3 separate regions of the Homo sapiens genome follow, and regions 2 and 3 are each linked to region 1. The links are chromatin loops, found by intact Hi-C in ENCODE. Cell type or tissue: mammary epithelial cell. All regions are shown on one strand.

Evidence for each region. Peaks named below come from ENCODE experiments on the same cell type or tissue, not always from the same donor. Only the 100,000 strongest peaks of a DNase experiment are listed, where the experiment ranks them.
Region 2: a loop joins it to region 1, with 5 times the contacts of the local background. A loop is called at or near these places in 3 of 110 quality-filtered maps.
Region 3: a loop joins it to region 1, with 2.1 times the contacts of the local background. A loop is called at or near these places in 7 of 110 quality-filtered maps.

The regions. Positions count from the first base shown.
Region 1 is chr14:76,199,760-76,207,759 of GRCh38, forward strand. It overlaps GPATCH2L (G-patch domain containing 2 like), which reads left to right. Exons shown (of 10, transcript NM_017926.4): 10 at 1,932-8,000. The coding sequence ends at 2,092. Among named protein-coding and RNA genes, the nearest start is that of GPATCH2L, 52 kb to the left of the region's middle. RefSeq lists an enhancer at 3,535-3,964. In mammary epithelial cell, no CTCF peak of the experiment used is centred here; DNase peaks (open chromatin) are centred at 1,582 and 3,822; H3K27ac peaks cover 2,871 bases.
Region 2 is chr14:76,644,553-76,652,552 of GRCh38, forward strand. No RefSeq gene overlaps it. Among named protein-coding and RNA genes, the nearest start is that of VASH1, 110 kb to the right of the region's middle. RefSeq lists an enhancer at 3,174-3,468. In mammary epithelial cell, CTCF peaks have their summits at 570 (motif pointing left) and 3,338 (motif pointing left); no DNase peak of the experiment used is centred here.
Region 3 is chr14:76,349,425-76,357,424 of GRCh38, forward strand. It overlaps a transcript of ESRRB not described here. Among named protein-coding and RNA genes, the nearest start is that of ESRRB, 23 kb to the right of the region's middle. RefSeq lists an enhancer at 3,623-3,812. In mammary epithelial cell, a CTCF peak has its summit at 3,538 (motif pointing left); no DNase peak of the experiment used is centred here; H3K4me3 peaks cover 286 bases.

The DNA.
Region 1 (8,000 bases):
GTTCCTCAAAAAGTTAAACACAAAACTACCATATGATCCAGCAGTTCTGTTTCTGTGCATATACCCAAAAGAATGAAAAGCAGAGACTCAAAATAGATTTTTGCATACCTTTGTTTACAGCAGCATTATTCACAGTCGTCAAGGTGGAAACAAATCACATGTCCATTGCTGGATGAATGGATGAACACAATTTGCCGTATATATACAATGGAATATTATGTAGCTTGAAAGCCTTTCTTATTCAGAATGAAACTCTGCCATGTGCTACAAATTGGATGAAGACATTTGCTAAGTCAAATAAGTTAGACACAAAAGGAGAAATATTGTGTGATTCCACTTTTATAAGCTACTAGAATAGTCAACTTCATACAAACAGAAAGGAACATAGTGGTTGCCAGGGGCTAGGGGAAGAGGGAAATGGGGGGAGTTATTGTTTAATGGGTACAGAGTTTCCATTTGAGATGATGAAAAAGTCCTGGTGATAAATAGTGGTGACAGTTATACAACAGTGTGAATGTACTTAATGCGACTGAACTGTACAGTTAAAAATGGATAAGATAGCAAATTTTATGTATATTTTACTATAATAAAAAATAGCAAAAAAGTTTTTCTAGGGTAGTGCTTTTTTCACTGCAGTTTGGTGACCATGTAGGTACAGTTTTTTGAAATTTATTACCAGTTAAATATGAGTGAGTATATGTGCCTGAGTTTGTTGTGAGTGTGTGTGTATGAGAGAGAAAAAGAGAGAGATTTGAGTTGTCAAATGTATTTCCTGCTGCTGTGGTGACGTTCCAAAATGTTTGAAAGCTGTTGCCCTCAAGAAACTCTTGTATATAGAGTAACAGCTTTCAAGATATTTTTACATTAGCCCACAATAAGAAATTCATGTTTGAATATGTGCGTTGGTTGTACATGTAAATCTGAAATAAATCTTGGGTACATGCCGATACTTTCTATTTTTTTCATTGAGTAAAAAAAGTAATGGCCATGACCCACTAAATTGATTTTGTGATCCACAATTTGAAAATTACTGTTTTAGGTTACGTTTCTGGGACTGGAATTATTGGGTGACGGTAAAATCCAAACTTCCCTAGATTTTGCCATATTTTAGTATATATTTGTTCTCAGCAGAGTGGGTAGAGATGATGGTGGTTTGTGCCACTCCACTCAGGGGCATTTGGAAATGTGAAGTAAATGTTTGTTTGTCACAATGACTGGGGAGTGTTCCTGGCATTCAGCAGATAGGATCCAGATCGGTAAGTGTTCTGAAGTATACAAGACAGCCCTGCACAAGCCATGTCTCCTGTCCAGAATGTCTTTAGTGATCTTATTGAAAAATATTGGGCCTGATTGTGCTCTTTTTCTACCATTTTCCTTGTTGTATGGTATATATTTATTGGTAACACTGCCCTATCGGAGGCATGGGTTGTGGCAGGAAGAGCGTGGGGTTTAGAGTCCAGTATGTGTGCTTGAATCTTGATATTTAACCAGCTCTGTTTTATCCCTGAACAATTTATCTGATCTCTGTATACCTTAGCTCCCTGATCTAGAAAGTGGAGATCACTATGAGTCATCTCTATGAGCATCTATGAGTAAGGGTTTGCATTAACAAGATCATGAGTATTCATTGTTTAAGCAATACACACATAAGTACGTAATAAGTGATTTTTACTACATTATGAATGCGTGCTACTGAATTTATTTGTTCAGTTGAACCCATTTTCTCAGATTAGGAAATACTATCTTATTTAAATCTTGTCTTTACTTTTTTGTAGAGAAGAAAGAGATACCTTACGTGGCCACTTGGGTTACTAGGACATGAAGTATAAGGATTAAGAAAATTTTTTTTCTAAGTATCTCTCATTCTAATTTGTCTTATTCTAATTTATCTCCCCTTGATGTTTTGCTCCTCTCTGTTGTAACCTTACTAGTTCACATGGATGCAGTGGAGCCAACCACACCAGCATCACAAGCCCCCAAATCACCCAGCTCTGAGTGGTTGGTGAGGACCTCTGCAGCAGAGAAAGCCACAGACGCAACTACTGCTACATTTTTTAAAATGCCACAAGAAAAGAGCCCTGGATACAGCTAGAGAGCAGGACTTCACCCTCCAGGAGCTGACTGGGTGTTGCTGAAGCAAATGTTGGACTTTGTGTTAGATAGTCTTGCATATCTTAATCGACATTCCCAGTCCTTTCACCACCAGAACCAACTCCTCTTTCAAACACAGCAGTGGATTCTTTCTCTCAGAAGATCATGTTGTGGGAATCTTTTTTTTAAATAGTGAAATATTGAGGCAGCAATTTTTTACAAAAAGGTCATCCTCTGCTCTATTTGTTACCTTGTTATTGCTGTCTCAACATTTACTACAGCTCCATTTACAGAACTGTTGCTTTTTTGCAGTTGTCTTTGTTCTTGAAAAACCAGTAACTGCTTCTGCATACCTTTTGTGTAGAGCTTTTAATATCATTTGAGGAAGTTCCAAATTTGTAGCCAGTTCCAAACAAATTTAAATATTGAGTTGAGACCTGTATGGAATTGTGTTCGCAGGAGATAAGGCTTGCCTTTGAGCCTACTCTTGATTCATGCAGAGTGCCAATAAGATAAATCAACCAAGTTTTGGGGCCTCAAAAGAGACACCAGCAACTGGGCCTTGAGAACTTCCATTTTTTTGCAGATTGTCTGCAGAAACTCAGACAGCTCATCAGCAGCAGCAGCTGTATTGTATTTTACCTCATCTTCAGAGTTTATGTTCTACTGAAAGAGGACGTGTGTATACACACACACACACACACACACACACAGATTGGTATAATGGAGAAGATGGTTTAGGTGTACAGCAAATTTAAAATAGTCAGTGGATTGTGTCTTACTACTTCATGTCCCAGTGTAAGCCTTTATGTCCTAAGCAGGACTTTATTGTTAGTATTATAGGCTAATAACCTGCAGCAGAAATTCATACTCTATTATAATAATGGCTTCTTGGGGCCATGCTTTGGGGAAGTAAAATGTCTTTTTGACATGCCTTTATACTTGGCGTGTTTATGATGGCTCAGCTGCATGTGGAGTTATATATACAGTCGTGCCTGAAGTTGGATGCTACTTTGTCAAAATGAGAAATAAGTGATGGCCTGGAGCTGCTGGAGAGAAGCCACGCTTTCTAGAAAATATTATCAGGAGTGTCTGTCATTCATTCAGGGGCCTAGCTGACAGAAGGGCTCTTTTTTTTATACCAATGAGTGCGTTTACTCTGAAATACATAGAAGCTCTTGGTGAAGTGCTCCCTGCTCTGGTCACATTGTAGAGGGACTCCCACTCATGCATCTGCTTATTTTCTGTCTTAAATAGGTGCTGAATGGGGCAGCACCTCCTTCCCCCAAAGTGCGATTGCCCCTGTTTCCCATACGAAGTGTAATGACGGGTTGCTTTTAAAATTATAGTCCTTATCAATGGAAACTCCAGATTTCTTTATCAAAGGGAGGTGGGTGGGCATGAATCTAGTTGGAAAAGGGGACTTGAAGCTAAGTTTACATGGCACTTTAAGACTGAGAACATATCAATTGTTCATAATCAGGAATATGGTAGAGGGAGAGCAGGTGTAGATGATGGGACGGGAAAGTGCTGAAACCAGCCCAGCAGACCTGTGAGTCGCCTCTGGTTCTCACGCAGCAGTGTGTGTGTGCTCACAGGGATGTTCCACCCCTGGTTCTCATGCAGTAGTGTGGGAGAGTGCTGAAGCCGGCCCAGCATGCCTCTTAGTTGCCTCTGGTTCTCATGCAGCAGTGTGTGTGCTTACAGGAGTGGAGATGATGGGATGGGAGAGTGCTGAAGCTGGCCCAGCATGCCTCTGAGTCACCCCTGGCTCTCATGCAGCAGTGTGTGTGCTTACAGGGACTTCCCAGGCTGCACTTCCCTTCCCTGTGGGCTGCACCCGTAGAAGTATAGAAAATGTAATGTCTGTTGAATATAAAATCGTACCACTGAATTGTTCTAGTGATGAGGTTAGATTTTGTTGTCATGTGCATTGTCACCATAGTGACCCGTGGCATATATTTTTAACATACTTGGTTGGGTTTGAGAGAAATCTGTGGACGTAATTTTTTGTTTGTGTCAAGCTCTATGACTCATGCAGTGATTGGTCCCATGATCATGGCCTATTAGTGAAAACCTCCAAAGGTCAGGTGGCCAAGGTGTTCCCACATTTTTTCTATATAACTTGTTTCCTAATAGTCTGCCTTTCTACCTATGATTAAAAATAATTTTTATATACAACATTATTTACATTTCAAACATCTCTACGAAGTCATGCCATTTTAAGGAGATGAAAACAGCCACAGAGTTGAGTGACTTGCTCCAAATCACATAACTAAGCCAGGACTAGAATCCCAGACTTTCAGATTTTCTCTGCCCTGGGTTATAATCTCTTGTTTTTCAGTGATAGACCTGAGTCAGTCTGAGATGCTTATTTATGAAACAGTATACCATGAATATTTATTATCTTTCTTGGGCATGCTTTTCTACACATTTTGAATACTTTCAACAGGGATTACCCAAGAATGCAACATCTACCTGTAATAAATGGGGAGAAAATTAGTTGCCTGAGAGAACAGAATATTAAGCACACAAATACTTTCCAACACAGGGTTGTAAATTGTGCTCCTCATTTTAAGGTGCTGTACGTGCATGTTTAAGGAATTATTAATCAGTGTATTCTGCTTGCTTTCTGTATTAACCAGTTCCAGAGGATAGCCTTAGAAATGAGTGTATTTTGAATCTTAAAGTTTCTTTATATGCGGCACAGTGTATAATGTCGTAAGTTAAGAAAAATCTGTTATCTTTCAAAGAAGTTACGTAGTTTCAAAAATGAGGTTTTGTAATCAGTGTTGAAAAAACTCTGAACTATGACTTACTTTGAGGATGATCCTTGAGCTCATGTATTTGATCTGCTCAAAAGTAATAACTAAAGCTGAGTTAAACAGTTGTTATTTATTTCAGGGTTCTGATTTTTCCCAGCTGGCTACACAAATGGCCTGTCTGAATCCTAGTTTAGTGTGTTTTCCACGATGGGCAGAAGTCAGAACATTATCTGCTTCTGTGAGGATCATAATAAAAAGTTAGTTTTAATTACGAGTTTAAAGGAATTTTAGATTTTTTTCAGATGCAGTATTTTAAAGGAACAAAACTCCTGTGTTGCCTTTTGTTGTTGTTGTTGTTGTTGTTGTTTCCTAGAGACAGGTTCTTGATCTGTCACTCAGGTTAGAGTGCAGTGATGTGTTCATAGCTCACTGTAACCTTGAACTCATAAGCTCAAGCCATCCTCCTGCCTCAGCCTCCTGAGTTGTGAGGACTATGGAAGTGTGCCACCATGCCTGGCTAATTTTTTAAGTTTTTGGAGAGATGGGGTCTTGCTCTGTTGCCTATGCTGGTCTTGAACTCCTAACCTCAAGCAATCTTCCTGCCTCAGCCTCCCCAGGTGTTGTAATAATAGGTGCGAGCCACCATGCCCAGCCTTGTGTTGCCTCTTGGTAAGAAATAATAAAAAGAAATTAGTAGCTTGTTTACCTGGTACCAGATTTGGAGGGGGCTGAGTATAATTTTTACTGAGTGGTATGTGGTTGGAAAATAGGCCACATTTAGCCTTGAATTGTTTAGAAATCAAATGCGATTCAGAATTGAAGAGGACATTGCTGGGCTATGAAATAGGGTACTAACAAGGCTATTTTTGTAGCAAAATGGCCAAAAGCTGAAATAAATCTTCTTAGTCTGTGATGCTTGTAGCATCCTTTGTTAAGTAAAGCACAACACCCTGGACAAGCGACTAGTTATGACTTCCAAATAGATTGATAATAGCCTTGCATGTTGTAGTTAGAGACACTGTAGCTGTATCTGTATACCTGTAATATAGCCTGGGAAGTTCTGTTGCTGCAGAGTTATCATTAAAGTCACTTGGAATTGAAAAAGATACAGAGTGTTGAGACAAAGGAACTAGGCTGGCACAGTCATTGCTGATGCGATGGGTTCTCCACTTTGGCTCCAGGCGAAGGCTCCTGGTGGTGATGCATGATTGATTTCAGGTCTTTGTTTCATTTTGGCTTCATTACTGTGATTCTGAGCCACACAGGTTTTTCCCCCTGGGGAGAAGACTATGTAAAAATCTCAGCGTTAGAAGCTGTGTTCAGTGCCCTATATGTCTTGTGAACCTATCTGAGCTGGGCTGAGAGCAGAGTGGCTTACTGTAGCAGCTGTGGATGCAGTCTAGTTGGAGGCATGGCTTGGAGGACGTCATGGTTCATGCGATGGTTGGAGGGATGGTAAAAGCAGTTAGCTCTTGTCAGCTGCTTCCCTCTGCTAGTGCTTGAGCTGCCAATTTTATTTGTCAGTATTTCCTGATCTCCCACTCCTGTTGTGAAAGGTCACAGAGTTACTGTCACTGGCAACAATTTCGCCCCTTAGAAGAAAACTGGTACAGAGGGAAAGGGTGAGGAAAATGGTGAGTTCCATCACTCAGAACTAAATGCAAGTGGTAGAGAGATGCTTTCTCCTGTGTTAACGTCTCCAAAAGATGAACATCAAATGCCCGGAAACAGCAACATCAAAAAGAAGGAAGATGAGAAGTATTGTTGAAGAGTATGGACCTACAGGGTTTTTAACAAGTCCAGCAAAACAAACTATGGCCAAAAGAAGAAATTTTTCTGTCACTGCGAGTAGACATCATAAATGCTTGGTAAAATTGCCAGATTTAGGGAATAAAAAATTTTTAAAGTACAGTGTTGAAGAATGGGGCATGTCATGAAGACATTCAGCAAAGAAGCAATCTTGGCAAGGTGGAGAAGTGGGAAGCAATGGGGAGAGAAAGGGAGATGCCCAGAGCAGGAATTCTCAATGTGTGGTCCCTAGGCCAACAGCATCAGCACATCTTGCCCTCACCAGACCTACTGAATCCGAAACTCCCAGCGCAAGGCCCAGCAGTCTTCAACAAGCCCTCCAGGGGTCTTTGGTGCATGCTCAAGTTTGAGAACCATAGGCTTTGCCACGGTTAAAAAGATGTTTTAATGGACTGGTCTCCTCCTAAGCTCTGAGGTGCTCTCATATTCCCTCCATAAGTAAAGAGATTTTTTTTGTATAATTCTTTGCAGAAACTGTTAATGTCTTTATTTCTCATATTTTTTTTTTCCCCTACAAGCTCCTGAAAGATCTTTTTGAAGAATTGACAAAGGATGCTATCAAGGGCTATGTTTAGGTGGATGGAAATAACCTTTTGAAAATGGATAAAGCCTGGGTGTGGTGACTCACGCCCATAATCCCAACACTTTGGGAGGCCAGGGCGGGAGGATTGCTTTATTGCAGGAGTTGAAGACCAGCCTATGCAACACAGTGAGACCTTGTCTCTACAAAAAATTTTAAAAATTAGCTGGCTGTGGTGGTGCATGCCTGTGGTCCCAGCTACTTGGGAGGCAGAGGCAGGAGGATCACTCAAGCCCAGGAGGTTGAGGGTGCAGTGAGCCATGATCTGGCCACTGCACTCCAGCCTGGGTGACAGAGCAAGACCCTGTATCAAAAAATAGATAATAAAATAAAAATTGATAAAAATAGATCAATGAATTGTTAGTCTACGAATGATAGTCATTTTTCACAATTGGCAGTAAAAATAGGATTTGTGTAAGGTATGAGTTTACCATATTTGTTCATTAGATCTTAGTTTCAAGGGAAAGTATCATGTATTTTCCAGCATGATAATGATGAATCATTTAAAGTACGGCTCATAAAAATGAAAAAAAAAATTGGAAGAAAAAAACACCTTGGGTACATAGATGTGTAATAAATACCTGTTGAGTTATTGGTAATCTCTTGCTAGGACTGAATCTCAGTACTTCAGAGCATGTAAAAATCAATTTTCTGTGATCCCACTTAATCACACCGTGTTTTCTTTTTTTAGATTTCAGCTAGCAATTTTGCAGGGGTTGGAGACCAATAGCGATGTCATGCTTTTTGGTTGTTGT
Region 2 (8,000 bases), 440 kb after region 1:
GCGCTAAAATGTTTCTGAAGAGCACAGGAATTACTTAAATGAAAAATAATTGTTGAGGAGCCATTATTATTATTCAAGATGTGTCAAATGACATTGAAGTGTTCTATTTAATGTGTGGTCATTACTATCATCTTTTAGAGAACATGAAAATAAGCGTTCGTCTGATTACCTGAATGCCCACACCTATTTTCCTCCTAATGTCTTATGACCATCCACCTGGAATTCTCCAACCTTGGGAGCTTTCAAGAACACAGCCCTCACAGCTGAGGCAGGGGAGGCCATCAGCACACAGGTCCTGGATGGGTCGGAGGCTGCTGAAATATCTAAGTTCCTGCAATGATTTCAGAGCATGCTGCTCAAATGGAGGTGCTTTCTTAGCAAGCAATCTCTCTATTTCTTGTGGGAAGATGAGGAGAAAATCGGCTGTTGGGTCCGGGATCCCAGCTGGCAGCTCACCCAGACTGACCCCCACCAGGGGAGCATGGAGCATTTCCCAACAGGGAAAGGACTGCGGGGCGCCGAGGGCCCCAAGCCGCAGAAACATGAGGCTTGCCTGACCCCTTGTGGTGTGAGGCTCTCAAAGCCCGCTCCTTGCTGTTCAGACAGAAGGGGCAAAGACTGGATTCATTGTGACTGTGAGTGCTTGTCGTGGATTGAATGACACCCCTCAAAAGGTATGTTCCCCCAATGTGACCTTATCTGGAAAAAGGGCCTTTGCAGATGTAATTAAGGATCGTAAAATGAGAGCATCCTGGATTACCCAGGTGGGCCCTAAATCCAATGACAATTGCCCCTTATAATCCACAGAAAAAGAAAAGCCACAGACATACAGAGCAGAAGTCCACGTGAAGATAGGCAGAAAAGGGAGTTACACAGCTACAAGCCAAGGAGTGCCGAGGCCCCGGCAGCCAAAAGAGGCTGGGAGAGAAGACATATCTGCTGTTTGAAGGCACTAGGTTTGGGGTCATTTGTTATGGCGTGCTAGGAAACTTCAATATGGGATCAAGGGATAGGAGGACTCAAAGCCAGGGGCTTCCAAAGCCTGGTCTGTGGAGAGAGTGCATCAGAACCACCTGGTGCACTTGATTCCTTGATTCTGATTCAGAGTCCCTACGGTGGGGCTCTGGAATTGTACATTTTACAAGCTAGCCCTAGTCAATTTTTCTGTACACCCAGTTCTGGGAGCTGCTGTTCCAACCAACTCAGTGATAACCTTTGTAGCAGTTATTAGTGCTGTTCACCGAATAGCTCTATCTCTTTACCTTCTAAGCACAGGATACGATTGCGCTTCCTGCCCTGCTGTGGGCAGATGGGGTCAAGGGACTAGTTTTGACCAATGGCTTGTGGGAGAAGTGCTGTGTGTTAAATACGAGCTGAACTGTAATTGCCAGTGCAAGACCCCCCACCCCAGAGCTCTCTTCGCTGCAGTATTTGGGGTGGTGGCTGCTCTACTAGCCTGGACCCCTGAGGGACTGAGTAGAATCCGCCTACCCACCTGTGATGCACACACACCCGGGGCTTTTAAAGCCTCTGAAATGCCAGGTTGGTTGTTACTGCAGCATAACCTAGTCTATCCTGACTGATTGAAATATGGGAATGTTTTGTTTCAACTTCAAGTCACCCGCTAGAACCTAACTTGGATACAGACACATTTTTTAAGCTTTGCAAACAATTTGCTTAACAAGATTCAGGCTCATCATAGCAGCCACTTTTCATATTATGGGGGTCACTGAATTGAACAAAATCAGTATTAACACCCAAGCAACTCCAGAGCTTGTTTTTCTTGCTATTTTATTAATTCGCTAAAACTAATCATTTTCTAACTAATATCAGACTTTACTGTGCATACAAATTACCTCGAGATCTTGTTAAAATGCACAGTGTTACAATTCAGAAGGTCTAGGATGAGGTTCTGCCTTAGTCAGTTTGGGCTACTATAACAGATACCACAGACTGTGTGGCTGAAACAACACTTATTTCTAATGGTTCTGGAAGCTGGGAAGTCCAAGATCAAGGTGCTAGCAGATTCCATATCTGGAGAGGGCCTGCTTCCTGGCTTATAGGCAGCCACCCTCTTGCTGTATCCTCATGTGGCAGAGAACAGAGATCATCTCTCTCATGTCTCCTCTTATAAGGGAACTAATCCCATTCTGAGGATCCCACCCTCATGACCTAATCACCTCCCAAAGACCCCAACTTCAAACACCATCATATTGGGGATTCAGGCTTCAACATAGAAATCCTGGCTGGAGGCGGGGCACAAACTTTCAGTCCACAGCAGACTCATTCTATAGCTCTAACCAGTTCTGGGGTGATGCCAGTTCTGCTGGTCTGTGGACCACACTTTGAATAGCAAGATTTTAGGTAATGCTTTTCTACAAAATAAATTATTGAACTAATGGGTAAGTTAATTTCATAACATCCATAATTATAATAAACTACATCTGTAAAGCCATCTCTAGTTTCACATGTATTCAACTTAAGCCTCATAATGGCCCTGTCTGTGAGTGAAAGCAAGCAGATTTTTTTTTTTTTTTTTTTTTTTTTTTTTGAGATGGAGTCTCATTCTGTCACCCAGGCTGGAATGCAGTGGCGTGATCTCGGTTCACTACTGCCTCCACCTCCCAGGTTCAAGCGATTCTCCTGCTTCTGAGTAGCTGGGACTACAGGTGCCTGCCACCACACCCGGCTAATTTTTGTGTTTTGGGGGTTTTTTGGGGTTTTTGTTTGAGATGGAGTCTCACTCTGTCACCAGGCTGGAGTGCAGTGGTGTGATCTTGGCTCATTGCAACCTCTGCCTCCCAGATTCAAGCGATTCTCCTGTCTCAGCCTCCTGAGTAGTTGGGACTACTGGTGTGCGCCACCATGCCCAGCTAATTTTTTTGTGTTTTTAGTAGAGACGAGGTTTCGCCATGTTGGCCAGGCTGGTCTCGAACTCCTGACCTCAAGTGATCCACCTGCCTTGGCCTCCCAAATTGCTGGGATTACAGGCGTGAGACACCGTGCCTAGCCGAAAGCAAGCATATATTCTTATCCCTACTTTGCAGATGATAAAAATAAAAGCTGAGAGAGCTTGAGACTCCCTGAGGGTCATCTTGTTCGGTAATGTCAAGGATTAGACTAGAAAACAAATCTTGTCTATGCTCTACCACTGCCTAATAACAGTCCCCAAGATTTCATCAGTGTTTGAATGCCCAGCAAGATTCTAAACATGGTGTGTGTGTGTCTCATTGGAAACCACCTCAAATCCAAATGCTGTGGTCACTTTCAACCTAGCCTCTCAGTAGCACCCTGCACTTTGGCTTTGGGATGGCCTCCTACATGGAGGAAACATTGCCACCTAGTGGACTTCCAGAGCATCAACTCTTAGGACGCTGAGTCTGGGTTACATCTTGGGTTACATCTTTCTAACTTTGGCCTTCATAGCTCTGGTTCTTCCAGTCAACACAAATGCTAGACTCTACATAAGAGATGCAGATGTAGCACTGTCATGGCCTTTGCTTCTAGGAGCTCTTGAGGTAGGTGCAGAGACAAGATTTTTTTACACGAAATAATTAGTTCCTTGTTCAAATTTCGTGATCAGAGGACATGGTTAAGTTCTAACCTTTAGTAGTTGTGTGATCTTGGGCAAGGCGCGTGACCTCTTTCATCCTCCATTTCTTCATCTACAAAGAGAAGATACAATAGTCTTGCCTCACTGGGTCATTGGGATGAAGACGAGAGATTCGTATTAAAAACCAGCAGGGCCTGGGAATGGAGATGTTACGGGGAATGGAGGTTATGATTTCTAGATGGCACCAAGATTTTGAGCCTGGTTGACAGGAACAATGATGATTCCATGGGGAGAGATAAGGTGGACAGCTATTTGAGGTAAAAGATGGCAAGTTTAGATTTACCTATGAGTCTAAAATGTCACTGGGACAGATGTGGGACAATATCCAAAGCAGTTGGAAGGGGCTGTGGAATGAAGACCCAGGTTTGGAAAGGCAGGAGAGTACAGTGGTCAGGTGCATGGGTGTGGGGCCCAACAGCGCGGGTTTCACTCTCAACTTCACTGCTTCCCAGCTGTGTGACCTCCAGCAAGTTGTTTAACCTCTCTGTGTCTTGGACTGGTCACCTATAAAATGCAAATAACAGGGCCGGGTGTGGTGGCTCATGCCTGTAACCCCAGCACTTTGGGAGGCTGAGGTGGGTAGATCACTTGAGGTCAGGAGTTCGAGACCAGCCTGGCCAACATGGTGAAACCCCGTCTCTACTAAAAATACAAAAATTAGCTAGTTATGGAGGCACACACCTAAAGCCCCAGCTACTCAGCAGGCTAAGGCTGGAGAATCACTTGAATCCAGGAGACGGAGGTTGCAGGGAGCGGAGATCATGCCATTGCACTCCAGGCTGAGTGACAGAAAGACTCTGTCTCAAAAAAAAAAAAAAGCAAATAACAATGGTTGCTGTGAGAATGACATGAGTTAGCATAGCTACATTAATATCTATTAGGTACTTTCTGTAACTTTTGCCTGAGTCAGGCTTGAGTGCACAGGTTGGAGGGGAGGGGGTCAAGTGTATGAGTTGATTATGAACTGTTTATATATTCACTGGAATATAGGCTCCAGGAGGGCAGGAGCTTCTATGGTTTATTTCTATCTCCTGGTGCAGCACAGATGCTTAATAAGTAGTCATTGAATAAATGAGTGAATGAATGAATGAATTAATTGACACAGGCCTAGTGAAGAGTGGAGTCAGGAGAGGCTGAAAGGGAAACCAGTAGACTGGGCCTTGCATGTGACCCAGAGGTAGAGGCTGAAGGCCACTCTCCAACCGTGCTCTTTTTAGAAGTGTGAGATGGAAAGGACTAGGTTAGTGGTTCTCAACCCAGGCAATGTCTGGAGAGAGACATCTCTGGTTTTCGCAATTGGTGGGTATAGGGAAAGTAATCCTGGCATCTAGCAGATGGGGGACATGGTTGTGGTTAAACATCCTACAATGCCCAGGACACCCCCCAAAACAGAAAATGATCTATCCCCAAATATCAACAGTGCTGAGCCTTAGGTGTCTAAAAGATCATTCTTTTATAACTTTTTAAACTGTTACATAATAGTTGTGCAAATTTTGGAAGTACATGTGATATTTTGACACATGTACACAATGTAATGGTCAAATCAGAGTAATTGAGCTATTACCTCAAACATTCATCTTTTTTGTTAGGGACATTGCAATTATTCTAGCCATTTTGAAAATACAATAAATTAGTGTTAACTATAATTTCCCTACCGTACTATGGAATACTAGGTCTTATTTTTATGATCTAACTGTATTTCCAAAAGATGATTCTAATCCCTGCTGTGTTTCTTAATAGTTCTGTGGCCTTATCAGCCAAATCCTTGATTTCCCTGAGTTTGTTTCCTTATCTGTAAAATGGGAACATGAGTACCAGCGCTATTCATATTGTGGATACGTGGTGAAGAACAGAATACTGTGTTCTTGGCACCTGCCACATGGTGAGTCCATGTTCAATCCTACTATTACTCTAGTTATTGCTCTCATGCTAAGATGCACAACAAAATAAAGCCTCATCTTCTGGGACTATGGATTCTACTAAGGAGCTTGACAGTGTCACTTTGAAAAGATCAAATGCACTCACTCTTAGCTCCCACCATCCTACACACAAAAGCAATTCTGCTAATAGTGGTCTTGCACCTCCTTTCATCTATCCTGAGGATATGGACGTTGGTGTAGTGTTGAGAATGACCCTGGAGTTGCCACTAGCACTAAAACAGGCTGAGGCTGCTCTACTTATAATCAGTTCATAATCAACTCATAAACTTGACCCCTCCCCTCCACCCATGCACTCAGGCCTGACCCAGGCAAAAGTTACAGGGCTGAGTCTTCCATCAACTACACGCCATGCAGTACCCAAGAAAGTGCACACTTATGGGGATTATGGTGAGGAAGAAAGCAGTCACCATCCTTGCTGGACTTCCATCACTCCATTAGCAGAATTTAAGTAGCCGTTATGCCCCAGGCCTCCCCTGGTCACATGTCTTCCCCTTCCCCACACACCACAGGAGTGTTACCAATTTTAACCTAAACCCATCTGGGTGAAGATGCTTGGGGAGAGGGAAATTGGAGTGAGAGGCAGCACACGTTGTGATGGGCTTGAACAGGTTCTAGAAGAGGCATGACATGAATATTGCCAAACATGGCCAAAGGCTTATAAAAGACCTGGCTTTGCAGCAAAGAAAACAAAAGTCTGGGTAAAAGATTGTGAAGGCTGCATCTACTTAGACATTGCTGTTCATGAGTGTGCAGATGGATGGCCTGGCATGCACATGTTGTGCACACTGAGCTTCCAGCTCCCCTGAACGCACCCACACAACACTCGCTAACACTCAGGGCTGAATCCCAGCTGTCAGCATGGCATCTCTACCCAACATGTGGCCTTTTTTCCTCTCTGGACTGCTCCAGCCTCAGCTGAGAGATGATTCTGGCCTGATAACTACAGCTTTGTTTTGTGAAAACAGAGACGCAAGCATCAGTTCCTTCTTCTGCCCAGAGGTCTCAAGGAGTTTGGACAGGGGTATCATGGGGGCAGGGAACACAGGGAAAAAGAGAGAGCGGGGAGGAAATGAGGAACAGGTAAGAAATGCATTGCTGTTGAAAAAAAGAGCTCTCTTCAGCCAATAATAACAGCTGAGGTTGTCTGAGCACTTACTTTCTCCCAGGCACTGTGCTAAACACGTTTGTTACTCAGTCCTCAGACACTCCCATGAGTTCAGTTTAAGAATTCCCATTCCACAGAACATGGAAAGGGTGCTCCAACAATTATGTTGCTGCAGATTAGCTCATTCTCAATCTAACCAATAAACATGACCCTAGGGTAGAATGTAAAGTGATTTAAATGGAACACCTGCCTTACAGAAGATCCTTTCCACTCAGCATTTGGGAGGGGAGAGGATTTTTTTATTCAATTTGGATGGCTAATTAGTTATCACAATGACTGAGGAATGGGAAGGTGCCACTGGCATTTAGCGGAAGAAGTCCAGGATGCTAAAAACATCCTATGCTCTAGAGAACAATGCTCTAGTCAAGAAACATGAGAACTGTATGCCCCTTGGCTCCCCTATCTCTATAGTGTGGACATCACCTGCCTCATCAGCTTATAATGAGGATTGAATGACTCACCATCTGGAAGGTACCAGTTCCCACAATTTAGCAGAAGCTGTCAGTGCCCCAACCATACCCTTTGGCTATGTACTGTTTCTGAGCAGGCTGGCCTGACCTCCACCAGCCAGCATCTGTATCTCCCTTTCCACAAGTTTTTCTGGCCATGAAAGCACACCAGAACCTCCCATCACGAGACAAACTCAAGGCAGCCTGGGGCCCTCCACCAGTGGCTGGTGGGAGTTGGTGTATAAACACGCAGCTACCTCACTCTTTGGAGAGACAGAGCTGAGACTCATGTTCTGCACTGTTTACAGAGTTCCCCAGTAGGATTAAACTCCAGTTTCCTACAGTGGTAACCAGCTTCCTTTCCTTCTCTCTCAAGCTCACCACTCTCTATGGTGCTCTCTGGGACCATTTCCCAGTTAAACCATTTGCTTACAAATCCCTGTCTCTGAGTTGCTCCTCAGGAAGCTGAATCTAAGACACACAGTGAACAGTGAACTGTGACCCCCTTACTTCTGTGCCCTGGTTAGTTTGTATGTTTTTTTTCAACCTAGAGCGCCCATTATGTGTGTGTCTTCTTGTGCAGGTCTGCTCATTTTAATAACTGTGTACTGTGAATTATGTTGGTTCCTCTCTCTGGCTCGTTAGCAACATTATTGAAAATTGGGTAGGGAGGGCAGCCCAGGAAACCTCACAAACAGGAGGTGATTCTTTCCCAGACAATGCAGGCACTGCCATTTCTGCTTTGGGACTGAGAAACTCCCCCACCCCCAGCCCCCACCAGCCAGGAAGAAGAGTGGATCCTTGTGGTACAACAGCAAAAGGGACGTGCAGGT
Region 3 (8,000 bases), 150 kb after region 1:
GAGGGATGCACTGGTCTGGGAAGGGAGGGGTAATTCTTTTAGACTGTCCTTAACCCAAGAAGGTGTGGCCTCCTGCGAGATGCTCAAGATCTCCAGGGTCTAGAATGGTGCCTGGCACATCCTAGGCACTTAATGGACAGCTCTAGAATGAATGAATGAATGAGATTTGGACTCTCTAGTTGGGGTTTATCTGAACTACCAATAGCCTAGTGGGTGGTAAGAGAAGGATGAGAAAAAGGAAAGCAGAGAGCATCCTCGTCCACTAGAACGTAAATTCCGTAGAGGCAGGTCATTTTGTCTGGTTTTTCCCTGCTGGGTCCCCAGCACCTGGAACAGTGCCTGACTCTGAGTGCGTGCTCATTAAAGATTTGTTTAGTGATGAATGAATAGAGAAGGGAAAAAGGGAAGGAAAGACTCAGGAAAAGGAAAGAGCCTTTGCAGCTAGGAAAATACTGCTGCACTACTGGGGAAGTAGGGTCCATGTGCCTGGGGTGGGTCTAATGAAAACCAGGCTTACATTCAGTAAGATTCATCAGGCTTACTATTCTCTCTGCCACCTCACACTCCTTTTCTTGGGTACCTGTTCCTGTGGGAGACAAGTATTCTTTTAGTGAGTGATACTGGAGCGTTCTTTTCTTCCTCTACTCCCTTGCTGCCACCCACCAACCTGCCCCAACTTCTGAAATTCCCATCCTGGGGGAGGTTCCCATGAAGGGCTCCTCTACACCTACATGGAGCAACTGCCCTGAATCTCTGCTCCTCTCCCTCCCACATAAGCTGGGCTGGACAATCCAGAAGGAACCTCTACTTCTCACTAAAGCATGTCCGCCCTCAAGCCAGCCAGGGGTGTGGGTAGGGCGGACCATGTGCCTAGCTTCCTTTGATCATAGAAAACACTGTGCTGGACACAGAACAATTCAAAACAGCCCTTGCCCTCGAGAAGTTTGCTACCTTCCTAGAGAGACAGGACATATGCCTGCGAATGTTTGTACATCCAGAAAAATGTCAGCAAGCTGAAGGGGTTTGAGAAACACTTGCATGGCTGCCCAGGAGACTCAAAGTGACTGTTGCCAGGGCCCCAACCTACCAGGACGGCAGAAGCCACTAGTGTCTGTAACTTCACAATGAGGGACTGAGTCACTCCCCAGTTTTCAGATTTGGCACTTTGTTTATTTTCAAACCAGAATATCCTAAGCCAAGCAAATCAATATTCTGTCTCCCAGAGCCTGAAGCCCTCTGATGAGCCAGGTACAATGACAGCTGTATCGAGGCACTTTAGGGGGTGATTGTTGAGGGAGAGAGACCGGGTCAGGCATGACTCCCCACAAGGCTGATGGCCTCTACCTGATGCCACCATGGACCACCTGGACACAGCTTGATGGACTAGCAGGACGCAGCTTCTCCCTCTGCCCTGTCCTTCGGCAGGAATCAACAGGCAGTACATCAGTGACATGAGGCTTTGGCAGTGCTGAGTGAGGCTGGCAGGTGAGGTACAGGGGCCCTGGGCACACCTGCCTGCTGTCTGCCTTGCCTCTGCCAGATGAATACACCTTTGTCATCTTGACTGGTAACCATGGGTCTATTCAGTCAGGTAGAGGATGGTGATGCTGAGACCACAGGTTGGGGGTAGATGTCATTGAGGCCGGTGAGCTTTGCACCTGTGCATCACCTCAGTATTCCCCCAACCCTGGCCACTGTGGGGCTGGAGTGAGAAAAAGAACCTGGATGAGGGAGCACACCATCCCCATGAATGGAAAAGAATTAAAGTTAATATCATTAGAGTGGTTTCCTAGGGCAGCTATACCAAAGTACCACACACTGAGTGGCTTAAAAATAAATAAATGTATTGTCTCACTGTTCTGAAGGTTAGAAGTCCAAGATCAAGGTATGGGCAGTGCCATGCCCCCTATAAAACCCTGGGGAGGATTCTTCCTACGTCTTCCTCACTTATGGTGGTTGCTGGCAGTCACTGGTGTTCCTGGCTTGGAGCTGCAGCACTTCAGTCTCCTCTGTTGTAACATGTCTGTGTCATCCCCATGTCTTCTCCTCTTCTTATAGGGCCACTGGTTGCATTGGGTTAGGGCTTGCCCTGCTCCAGTATGGCCTCATCTTAACTTGACATCTGCAATGACCATATTTCTAAATAAGGTCACATTCTCAGGTACTGGGGGTGAGGACTTCAGCATATCTTTTCGAGGGATGCAATTCAACCCATAACAGCCATCAGTATACCACCTTCTGGGTGAAGGTGAAGGAATATTATCTCATGTATGCCACCATATGCAAAAAGCTTGTTTTCCTTTCTGTTCAGAGCATATGACCTCTTCTCACCTCTTCTCATAAACCAACAAGAAACAAGGACTGGGTGAATGTCAGTGGGGGACTCTCTATAGCTGATGAAGAGTATAAACTTCACTGGGTGCAGTGGTTCATGCCTGTAGTCACAGCTACTTGGGTGGCTGAGGCGGGAGGATCACTGGGGCCCAGGAGTTCAAGGCTGCAGGGAACTATGATGGCACTACTGCACTCGAGCCTGGGAGACAGAGTGAGACCCAGTCTCTTAAAAAAAAAAAAAAAAAAAAAAAGCAAACTCCAAGAAAGCAAGTGAACAGGTTTTTAAGTGTCCTGTTCGCTGTTGAGTCAGTGCCTGGCACAGAGTAGATTTGTTGAATGAATGGATAAGTGAATATGGTGGTTGGAGCTCCACAGGCTGGAGTGAACTGTGTGACTCAGGAAAACCACTTACCCTCCTTTACCCGCCTGACTTTTTTCGTGTGTAAAATGAGAATCAGAACAAGTACACGTAATTTACACATCATTGGGAGCATTGCATAAGAACCTATGTAAATGCCTTAACTCAGTTCCCAGCATGCAGTAAGTGTTCAGTACATGTTAATTAAATCAGAACCTGTTGGCGGCCACTGAGCAGTCTTTGAGGTTTGGGGCAGCTGCAGTAGTGATGCCAGCCTAGCAAGCGGGAACGTATCTACTCAACTCTTCTGCAGGAAAGGGTTGAGCTACCTTAACCAGGGAGCTGCTAGTGAGAAAGTGATCAAGCCTCAAGCGGACCTGGGAGACTAGATTACTAGAGAAGTATTATTACAGGGCACCGGTTGGGGGCACAGGCCCTGGAGCCAGACCCTGGGCCTTCAAATCCCAGGTTTAGCCCCAGCCAGGTGTGGGACCTCTGGCGCAGGGAAGCTCAAGTTTCTCTGACTATAAAGTGGAGACAATAATAACATCTGGCTTTCTGGTGAGGATTGGATAACAGTGCCTGGCACATGGTGAGTATTGTGTAAGTTTGATATTACTAGTGTAACTTTTCTATGTCCTCGGCCCCGGTTGCTCTGAGCTAGCTGATTGGAAAGCCCTAACCCTCGAACTCCGGGCTTTCTGGGAACGCGGGCTCTCTCCCCTCTTTCCCTCCGCCCCCACGCGCACACAGGCGAGCACCGTCCGCCCTTCCTAGTTCCCACCGCGCGCCCCTCGCTGAGCGCTCCGCACACTCTGAGATCCAGCGCGCCCTCTGGTGGCACACGGCCCCGAATCGCCGCGCTCCTGCGGGCCGCGCGCAGGGTCGCCGGGTAGGCACAGGCACGTCCCGTGGCCACGGACCTTTGCCCTCTGAGGCACCCTAGACCTTGGCTTTCTCTCTCTCCATTGCTCTTGTGAGAAAAGCTGCCTCGCTCTGCGGCCTCTCTCACGAGCGTGCCATTGTCCCGGAGAGTCCGGGAGTTGAAACAGCCCCTGGATAGAGCTGGGGAGAGGGCAGCACCCCCTTATCTTGGTGAGGTTTCAGGGCTTGCCCTCCTGGTTCTAACCTCAAAGGAGGGAGTTTAGCTAGGAGACAGCTGTTTTTACAGTCCCCAACCCCACCACTTTTTTCTCTGATGTGCTGTTGAAACCGATGGGCAGCTGAAAGGCCCTCATCTCTGCAAATCCGCCTGACTTAAGGTTCACCCTGTATGTCTTGGGTTCGCCAGCCATTACCATCCCCTAAGACTCGGGGATTACAGTTCCCGCCCTGCCTGCCTCTGTGTGGGTTTATTTAGGCCTTCCAGCCCCATCACTTCATCATCATCATCATTTATGAACCGCTAAGCATGTGCCAGGCACTGTTCTAAGTGCTTTGTGCATATAACTCATTTTATCTGGACAAGAGAAGAAACTATAAGTACAGGAGAGCCTATGAGGAAACTGAGGCACAGAGCGATTAGTGACTTGTCCAAGATCACAGATTGTAAGGGCTGGGTGTGGTGGCTCATGCCTGTAATCCCAGCACTTCAGGAGGCCAAGGCAGGAGGATCGCTTGAGCCCAGGGGTTTGAGACCAGCCTGGGCAACATAGTGAGACGCTATGTCTCACTATGTTAGTTACAAAAAAATTAAAAATTATCCAGATGTGGTGGTGTGTACTTGTGGTCCAGCTACTCAGGAGGCTGAACCCGGAGGATCACGAGCCCAGGAAGCTGAGGCTGCAGTCAGCTATGGTGGAGCCATGGAACTCCAGCCTGGGCAACAGAGCGAGACCCTGTCTCAAAATAAAAATAAAGAAAAGAAAAGAAAACTAAAAGGTCACACATTGCAGGGGTTTGAACCCTAGCAGCCTGACTCCAAGCCTATGTCAGCCCCGCTGGGTCCTGCTGCCTCCCTGCTGAGCTTTGTGTGGCTGGTCCTGCTCCCTTGCTTTGCATCCACATACCCTGACCTCTCCATCTGGAATGCCCTTCCTCACCCCCGGGAAATCTGCTTGGCCAACTCCTCTGTGAGCCCTTCCTTGGCCCCCAGGGTCCTCTACCCGCCCCCCCCCCCACCCACACTTCCACCCTCACCTCTCCATGTGCCTGTCATTAGTGTTACTTGCTTGCCCCTACCACTGGGCTGTGGGGCTGCTGACAGCAGAGGCTGTTTTCTGTTCATATTTGCTCTCTCCACTGCCTAGTACGATGCCAGGGACATGGCAAGTGCTCCTGCGATGAAGCCAGGCTCACATAGCAGCAGCCTTTTTCCAGGGACCTATCTCACCATTGCACTCTGAAGGGGGAGGACAAGTGCATTAGTCCCATTTTACAGATGTAAAGGCTGAGGTCCCGGGGGTGAGGGATTCATCCAACATTGTGACCCAAATGGGAGACACTCTTACCACAGTCCCTTGTTCTGTGCTCAGTGTCTTAGGCCAAAGGCTTCTGAGGGACCAGAATAAGGTGAGGGGCTGACCCACAAGAACCCATGGGGTCTCGGGGGTGGAAGAGTGTGCCTCATTTGTGTAGGTAGGTCCTGGGCTTTTTTTTTTTTTTTTTCTTTGAAATGAGTTTTGCTCTTGTTGCCCAGGCTGGAGTGCAATGGCTCGATCTCAGCTCACTGCAACCTCCACCACCTGGGTTCAAGAGATTCTCCTGCCTCAGCCTCCTGAGTAGCTGGAATTATAGGCATCCACCACCACGCCCGGCTAATTTTTTGTATTTTTAGTAGAGATGAACGTTCACCATGTTGGCCAGGCTGGTCTCGAACTCCTGACCTCAGGTGATCCACCCACCTCAGCCTCCCAGATTGCTGGGATTACAGGCATGAGCCACCATGCCCGGCCGGTCCTGGGCTTTATCTGCACGGGCCAAGGAGGAGAGAATTTGAAATCCGTGTTTGTTTTATTCTCTAGGGTCTCCCCTGGAAAGATGTCACCCTTTGGGTATACCTTCCTCCTCGGATGGGTCTTTTCCAGGCAGCCTTCCTTGCAGTCTGAAGCCGGGGCCAGGTGGCCAGAGGCGGTAGAGACCCAAGTAGGGCTCAGAGAAGTTAAGGACAAAGATAGGGACAGCTACCAGGGCTGGGGATGCTGCTCTATAGGGCAGCTTGGGACCCGAAATACTGAGTTTGTGTGTGTTAAGGACCCTGGCAGACTTTTACCACGCCCTTCTCCCTTTCACCACTCATGTTTCCCTCACTCCCCATTGCCCATCCACATGGTTCCCAACTTTCAAGACTCAGCCCAAGCCTCACCACTCCCTCTTGGGCCCAAGTCACTTGTTTCGTCTGCCACGTCCCCACAGTACTCCATCCAAGCCATGTCACTGAGCACTCTAGCTTGTATCAATGTGGATCATTTGCAAGACTTTCCCAGGCCAGTCATTTCTCCTGCTCTAATGGACACCACTTAAAAAGAAAAATCAGATATTCTGTCCTGTCTGGGTCCCCCTCACTGGACAGTACAATGCTGGGCAGTAATAAATGCTCAAGGGTGGCCAAGCTGCCTAACTTCTCTGAGCCTCAGTTTTCTTCTCTGTAAAGTGGGGATAATATATGTATATGTGAGACTGTATACATCAGAGCACCCAGCACAGGGTCCAACACATAGGAGGGAATCATTCGATGTTAGTTCCCCATCTTCCTCATCAACACTTTCCTGCTGCACCCTCAGCCTCCTGCTCCAATCAGAAAATGAGGCATGGTGAATAGTATTCTCTCTCACCCCACCCTGGCCCCAGGTGTCTGGTGTGCAGAGGATCAGATGACCCTCTTCCGCAATCTCTTCCCCCCAACCTTGAGGGGCTGCAGGGGACTCTCTGGGCTCCAGCCAAGTGGAGGTTGGAACTTGCTTCTTCCTTGCAATGCCCAGAGGGAGCCATGGGGAGCTGGAGGTAGAAGTTGAAGGAATGGCTGTCATTGACATGACCTGCTCCACAGCCCTTTCTCATCATCACCACAAATGGATCGGTGAATGAATGGGTGGAAGAGTCAGAGAAGGGGCTAGGGTTTCTCTCTGGGCATTTTCTGGGTTCATGAGTGATGGTGCAGAGAGCACAGGCTGACCCTCCTTACCCTTTCTCTGCCTGGCTGTGTCTACAGCAAAGCATTGACTCCTACATTGTGGTGCAGGGAGGAGCAGGTTTATGGGATGTGCTTGTCTAAGTGTTTTCTCCTATGAACCCATTTAATCTCACAATCACTCTAGGAGGCTGGTACTCTCTCTCTCCCATTTTACAGATAAGGAGACTGCGACAGAGACTTGCTCAGATTATACGACTACCCCAGAGACTCTAGCCCCAAAGCCTGTGCTCTATGTTATCCTGACTCTAGGATGACAGAACGAACATTGTCATTGAAACCCACAGTCTGATTCCTTCTAGCCCCAGCCTGCCCTTCTGGCCCATGGCCATGTGGCCCCACCAACCTCACGTGACCCCACTGACCTCACATGGCCCCATGTGTGCACCCTCTTTTTAGACCTCCCCACTCTGTGCTAACTCCAGACTCATCCTATCCTCTTGGTGCTGCCTGCCTTTCAAGGGGAGGGGGCAGGTCCCTTAGGAAATGGAGAACAAGCAATGCATGAATAAATAATCACTCCTGTCCAGCCCCATCAGCGCATGGTCCTGCAATTGTTCTGCGAGGCTGGATTCTCCTGTGGGTTTTAACTCACTCTTATTCTCTTGTCCAACTTTATGCTCCCTCACTGTCTGTCCCCCATGATTTCCATCTCTCCTGAGGAGGGAAAGGGGCCTTGTTGGGCCTTTGATGGCCACTAGGAGCTCCTCTGAGGATCCTCAGGGAAGGTTGACTCTCTCCCTGAACCCCCTCTCCTCCACATGCACCCCCTGGGGGAGGGTGTGGGCTCCTGCTGGTGCCCCTGCCAAGCTATAGCCCAGCTAATGGAGGATAATCTACTAGTATCCGCCACTCCTCCCCAATGAGGGATAATCTACTAGCATCCACCACTCCTGCCCAGTGCCACCAGAAGTATTTTTCTGGGTTCACGGGGCATGAGAGAGAAGAATCTATATCCAGAAATTTTAAGGTGCAAGGAGGAGCTCAGAAATGCACAAAAGTATTACCCAAGATGGGATTCACATTTTTTACAAACAGTGCAAATAATAAAGAGCCCTAATAAAACATTCAGAGCCTTTGACTTAGTCATTTCTCCTCGGACAGCTGATTCTAAGGAAATAATTCCAGAGAAGAAAAAGGATGCATGAGACATGAGGAGGTTCATTGCAGAATAGAAGC